2 separate regions of the Mus musculus genome follow, and region 2 is linked to region 1. The links are chromatin contacts, found by Hi-C or POLR2A ChIA-PET in ENCODE. All regions are on one chromosome and are shown on one strand. Each heading gives the region's core, a stretch centred on a gene start or an enhancer-like site at or near the end of the contact. The rest is flanking DNA. Distances are from core to core; before and after follow the strand shown.

Region 1 (2,999 bases), core at 172-2,671:
AGTAAAGGTACGGTTAACGATGCTGAATAAATCGCGCCAACTTCTAGGAGCCTTATGAAAGCTTCGGGGCCATTAAAGGGCGAGAATGTTAATGAGGTCCCAGAGTTAGGTAAGGAGTTTAGTGGTTACTCCAAGTACAGTTGGTTTTCACAGGGCGTTGTAAAACAGGAGTGGAACGTAGTGGATGTAATACAATCGACCTCTTAAAAACACTGCACTTCGGGTTTACTTCTTTGAACGTAGAATTTCCTTATCGATCGAACATCATCCCTTTCTCCTCTTTCGCCCAGGATATTTGTACAGGTTTAGATTTTGTTTGCACGGGTTGACAGCCTGGGAGGAGGAGTGTGTGACAGTTGGCTCGCGCAGTGAGGCCAAGGCCTAGCCAAGTCGCCGCAGGGGACGAAGCAGTGAGTGGGGAGGAAAGAGGAGCTGTGGCTGCGGTTGGGAGGGATGGGGGAGCCTCTTCGCGGGGTGTTGACTTCCGGCAGTTGGAGAAACAGGAGCTAGCAGGAGCTAACGCGGTCTCTACGTGTCTCGTAGGCTGCCGGGGACCGCCCCGATTTGGCACCGGAAACAATGGGGCCCGAGGCAAAGGCGCGAGTACTAGGGGAAGGGGGAACTTGGCTCCCTCCGGTCTAGCCCCGCGGAATCAGGCCGTGTACCCTGAAGGCTGGGAGCAGCCAACTGCTGGTGTCGAGTAAGGACAGGACTAGGCAGGCGGGCCTCTCTGCACACAACCTCTGCGCGCACGGTCCGTTCTCCTACACCCCGCTCCGGGTTTTGAGATCTGCTCGCAGTTCTAAGCCCAGCCCTAAGCAAAGGGCACCGATCGACTCCCGGGCCCCTCCCTTCCTCTGGCCTCCGGCTTTGCTGCAGCAGCAGCTGCTGCAGGGCGTTCTGCTAAAGGAGGGAAGTCGGGCCGACCACCGCCGCAGGGCTTGCTCCGGCGGTTAAGAAGAGCGCCGCCCCGGGCTAGCCCAGCGTAGAGGCCGACCCACCCTGGGCCTTGTCTTGCTTTCAGAACGCGAAGGGCGACAACCCCTCTGGCGACAGCATCACCGGCCGCATTTCCGGGCTCAGTACTGGGGTGGCCGCACCCGAAACACGGCCGGATGCAGTAGTAGGTGTACCAGTTGTCTGAACCGGGGTACTACAGCTCTGCGGCACAGACAGCGCGGCGGCTAGAAGTGAGCTCCGGGGGTGGGGCTCTAAGCCCCGCCCCAGCACTGCGCTCCTCCCCGCCGCCCCTGGGCGGAGTGGGCCTAGGGTTGAGCGATGCTTAGCGTCCACGCCTCAGTGGGTCTTTTGCAGCAGTTGCGAAAACCCGGAACGAAGGTGTTGTTGCCGTGCGGCGGAGCGGCGCCGCCCCTCGCCGCACCTCCCCGGCAGCCCTCGGAGGCCTTTGCTGGGCATGCTCAGTCGTCAGGACCGCTTCGGCTCTCGGAGTAGGAAGCTTGGGGCGCTGGGCTGGTAAGGACCCGCGGCGGGGCGAAGATGGAGTCCTTTACCAATGGTGAGTGGCTAGCCCGAGTCGCGGATTCCCGGGCTCTCAGGGTCCAGAGGGTCAGATGTGGCAAGGGGGTCAGGCTGCAGGCATCCCTGCCAAGGGTTTCCCAGGCGGGCCGGGGGGCGGCAGAGGGGCCAGGGTCGGCTGGGGCAGGCGTGAAGGTCAGCCCTCTCCCGGGGGCCAGCCCCGAACCTCCAGGTGAGGTAGTCGGCAAAGTTTGGGATGCTTGCGCGGTGGAGGGGGCGGCGGCAAAGTTGGCAACGGCGTTGGTCCTGGGGGAAGCGGCCGCGGCCAGGAGAAGCTGCGGCCCCGGCGAAAGCCTACTCGTGCGGGGAGCCTGGAGCTGTCCGCCCGTCCTTCACCGAGCTGTCCGCATGCCTTTCCGTAACAGGGCGGGGTGGGGCCGCGGCTGGCAGCGTGATTTAGTGCACTGCAGGGAAGGAAACTTACCGGGGGCTGGCTAGTACTGCTCGGTGTGGCGAAGATGCCGCCCCGCATTGCCACCCGTCTGCCTACCGCTGCTCCGCAGGTCGACCAAACTTCTTTTTACCAGCTAGTGATGTTTGATCTTCTAGTTAGAGATCCATTGAATATCAATGGCCCTTGTTGGGCTTATATCATAAGGTGGCATGGGTGTGTGTGTGTGAAAGTCAAAGCAGTCTGTGTCCAGAAAATAGCCACGGCCCTTTACTTCATGGCTTTTGTCTGGGCTTGTAGTGCTTGAGTCTCAATATAGAGGTGAGATGATGTCTCACCATTTTATGGTGTTTAAATATATGGATTCCACTTTAGGATGGAAAGTAGGAAAACTGCTAATAAAGGGTAGGGCTTAATGAGATTAGAGGATCCACTTTCTACTTGGCATGTGTTTCCAGTGTGGTTGGTTACTTCAGGTAGGTAGAAAGTCAGATTAATGGGAGAGAAGCATATTATTGTTGGGAGGGGGGTCGCATGCCACTTAAGGAACTGGGAAGGGGGAGGGGACACCCACTCTATCCACTCTAATGCCTAGGCTGGACTTTGTTGTGTTCTTTAACATTGTTTACCACATCGCTGGAGCTGTGACCTACTCATTATGTTCTCCTTTTCCCTAATTCGGGATGCTTTATTCTCCTGCCATCTTTCTGTCTGCAGTGTTTAATTAGGCTTAGTAATGACAGCTTTAACTCCAAATTTCTTTCTCATATGTGTTCTATTTGTAATTACCAAGTTTCTAAGAATAGTCTGGTAAACTTACTCAGAGAATTAAGGAAGATTTGAACTGAAAGGCACCATAGAGACCATCTAGGATTTGAGTGTAAAATGTGCTTAAAAGAGGTATAAAATTTTCCAAGACGTTTTCTTCCTTCTAGGCAGAATTATTGGAGCCTCCTTGTTTTAAATATGTAGGTAAGATTTTTAATTATGAAATCTTACCCAATTGAAAACAAGAATGAGTCATTTATTTAGTCAGGTTTTTCCCTGGTTGATTTGTTGAACTTCCCCCCTA
Region 2 (2,999 bases), core at 266-2,765, 250 kb after region 1:
CAACTCACATTTCATATCCTATTATGCAACACAGCCCTTACCAAAAGTCAGCAACTCCTAAACAAAGCCTGACTCATTCTAACCTTACATAACTGTCCTGATTTCTGTGCCACAACACTAAAACTACAGAATCAGATTTTGTCATCTTCCTAATTAAAACATTCACAGGTCAGGCAGTGGTGTCGCACGCCTTTAATCCCAGCACTTGGGAGGCAGAGGCAGGCAGATTTCTGAGTTTGAGGCCAGTCTGTCTACAGAGTGAGTTTCAGGATAGCCAGGGACACCCAGAGAAACCCTGTCTTGAAAAACCAAAATAAATAAATAAATAAATGAATTAAAAAATAAATAAAAATAAATCACGGGCTTACACACACATCGTTTACTAGGCCTGCAAGGGCTTATATGGTTTGGTTCTCATTTTCCATGTATGTCCCCAACCATTATATCGAACCTTTCTCTTCTATGAAGACTCTCCCTCCCATCTCTGAGTTTTTGCTCTAATTTGCCTCTAACTCTCTCCAAGGACACCTCTTCTACAACTCTCTCCAAGGACACTTTTTTCTCCGGCAGTTAAGATTCATTGGTTCGGGGGGTGGGGACAAACTTTGTAGTTCGATTAACAGTAAAGACAAGATTCTTGGATTCTGTCTCCATCACTGTAAAACTCAAAGACAGTATCCTTCCAACACGTGGCTACTTTCTATTTCTTTATCCTTTGTTACCTTCACGGTACTTACTATCTGACTACATTGTTAACATATTGATTTGCTGGTCGACTAAGAGGCATCTCCTTTCCTCCTTTGTTTTGCACTCTGCTGTTATATTTGATAGAGAAAGCTGACTTTTTTTTTTTAACATTAAGTGTCTGAGTCTATTAGAGGACTTAACTCCCACCCTCCCCTAGTTTGGAAGCCAAAGATCAATGAAATTTCCCGGGCCACAGAGACGTAAGCACATCTGCAGCAAAAGAAGCTGAAAGGAAGAACCATGTTTAGTAAAAGATAGTTCTTTTTTTCACAAAGCTTCATGAAAATCAGACCTTGGTGCCCTTTACCCAGATCCCAGCCTCGGCAAACAATCCACAAATCAGAGAGCCCTCACTCAGCTCCCAGCGACCTTAGAATAGCAGGAGGAGGACGTCACCGAATGGATAAGCAAGAAAGGTGTACTCCTTACCGCAGTCAGAACTCTGAAGTCATCGCGGCTCATGTACCTAAGCTTGGCTACATTCACCTTCCCCATGCTTGCCCAGTTCCACCACGGACGCTCTCTGGGAAGACGCAAAGTTGCTGGGTAATCTCGCAGGCTTTCGGCGGCGACCTGCCCGCGCACGCGCCCTGTATTTAAGGTGCTTATCGCTAGGTAAGAACACGTGCTCAAGAAGCAGTAGAAAAATGCTATTTTTTTCTCGTTTTTGTAGCTAAAAATCAGGCAGAAGTGATTTTTCAGCCCCTAAATAAATAATTTACGTTTGACTGATTTGGCAAGTTGCAAATGTTTTACATAGTATGCCACGTTACTTTTCAGAGCTGCTAGGACCTGATTGGAATTAAGGCCGGACTTCCGCATGCAACAGTGCTTACGTCACGAGAGGGGCGTGTTTTATTCGTTCCGAGCCACGCCCACTTTTAGTGCAGCAACTGTGCACTGTAAAGTCAGGGAGGGAAATGAGTAAGCGAGACCGGAGGCCAGCAAAACCACTGAAAGGGTGGCCACAGAGCCGCACGCGCTGTCTCTCGGCAGCCCCACCCCTGTCCGGCGGAGGAGGGCCGGGTTAGGAGCTGCCCCGCTGGCCTGGGACGCTGATCCCAGGACGGGTTAGGAGGAGCTTCTGTACGTACTATCCAGTGCTCGCTTCCAAAGAAAGCGCGCACCTCAATGTTTCTTGGGTCCAGGAGCATTTGGGAGGCTTAACAAGACAATGTACCCAAGACAAAGACTTTTATTACCGTACCTTCATCCCGACAGCAGCAGCATAGTAACAAGTGTGACTCATGTGATATTCAGTACCTGTGTTTCTCATTTCACGAATTATCTATATTTCAGTCCTTTAAGCTGCAGATCTTCTCTGGTCAGCTCTTAGGTTAAGCTTGGGCGCTATAAGTGTCCAGTGTTATGATCTGCTTTATACTTGAGAGATTGCCAACGACTGGTGTGTAACTTTTTTTTTTTTTTTTTTGAGGTATGTGCAAACTTTAAGGACTCAGATTAAGATACCTTCGTGTTCCTTCCATACTCCACTCCTTCCAGTTTCCAAGAAACAATGTATTCATTTCCTCCTTTTGGAGAGTGGTGCTGAGTATCTTCCTGGAGTAAGCTCTTTCATAAAGCATAGGGGCAGACAGCAGGCTGTAGTGTCCGTATCGGTCCAGCTAAAGTAGTTGGTAATCTAAAATCATCAAATCGAAACAAAAGATCAATCCTTTTTCATCTCTATGTTCCTGTCTTTGGGGTCTTGTATGCTTGAATACAGGATTCTAGGCATATCTAATTAGGACTTAACTAATTAAGACCGTTGTACACAATGGAATTTTTCTTTCTACATTAACATTAGAACATGTGAAAACAAAAAGTTTGAAGCTTTGATTATCTGTCTTTCTGTCTCCTTTCAGCATTGCTCCACAGAGCCACCACTAATTGAGTGGGTTTGGATCCAAGTTCTGGAATATTGGGGTAATCACAGTCCAGATTTCTCATCTTTTCAATATTGTGGGTTTTTTGTTTGTTTGTTTGTTTTTTTAGTAATCAAGTCATTTATGAGTAAAGGATTTAAATTCAATCTTCCTTTCTCACCATACTTAGTGTGACTTAAGCCAGTGGTTCCCAACCATCCTAGTACAGCGGTCCTTTAATACAGTTTATTTTGTGGTGATTGCCAACAATAGAATTGTTTTTTATTGCTACTTCATAACTGTAATTTGCTACTGTTACAATTCTTAATGTAATGCAAATACTTTTTTGGAGACGGGGTTCCCAAAGGGGTCTGGACCCACAGCTGA

What was found. A loop is a pair of places that touch in the nucleus more often than their neighbours do. ChIA-PET counts read pairs that join two places held with the same protein, here RNA polymerase II (POLR2A).
Region 2: a map of heart shows a loop between it and region 1 (7-fold over the local background). The contact joins the promoter of Riok2 here to the promoter of Lnpep in region 1. A Hi-C loop is called at or near these places in 1 of 37 maps with a recorded cell type or tissue (heart). POLR2A ChIA-PET finds 5 or more read pairs at or near these places in 4 of 5 experiments (Patski and embryonic stem cell).

Annotation. Positions count from the first base shown.
Region 1 is chr17:17,622,911-17,625,909 of GRCm38, reverse strand. It overlaps Lnpep (leucyl/cystinyl aminopeptidase), which reads left to right and starts at 1,421. Exons shown (of 18, transcript NM_172827.3): 1 at 1,421-1,516. The coding sequence starts at 1,498.
Region 2 is chr17:17,372,848-17,375,846 of GRCm38, reverse strand. It overlaps Riok2 (RIO kinase 2), which reads right to left and starts at 1,515. Exons shown (of 10, transcript NM_025934.2): 1 at 1,177-1,515. The coding sequence starts at 1,242. It overlaps Gm36768 (predicted gene, 36768), which reads left to right and starts at 1,631. Exons shown (of 4, transcript NR_168690.1): 1 at 1,631-1,833; 2 at 2,613-2,673.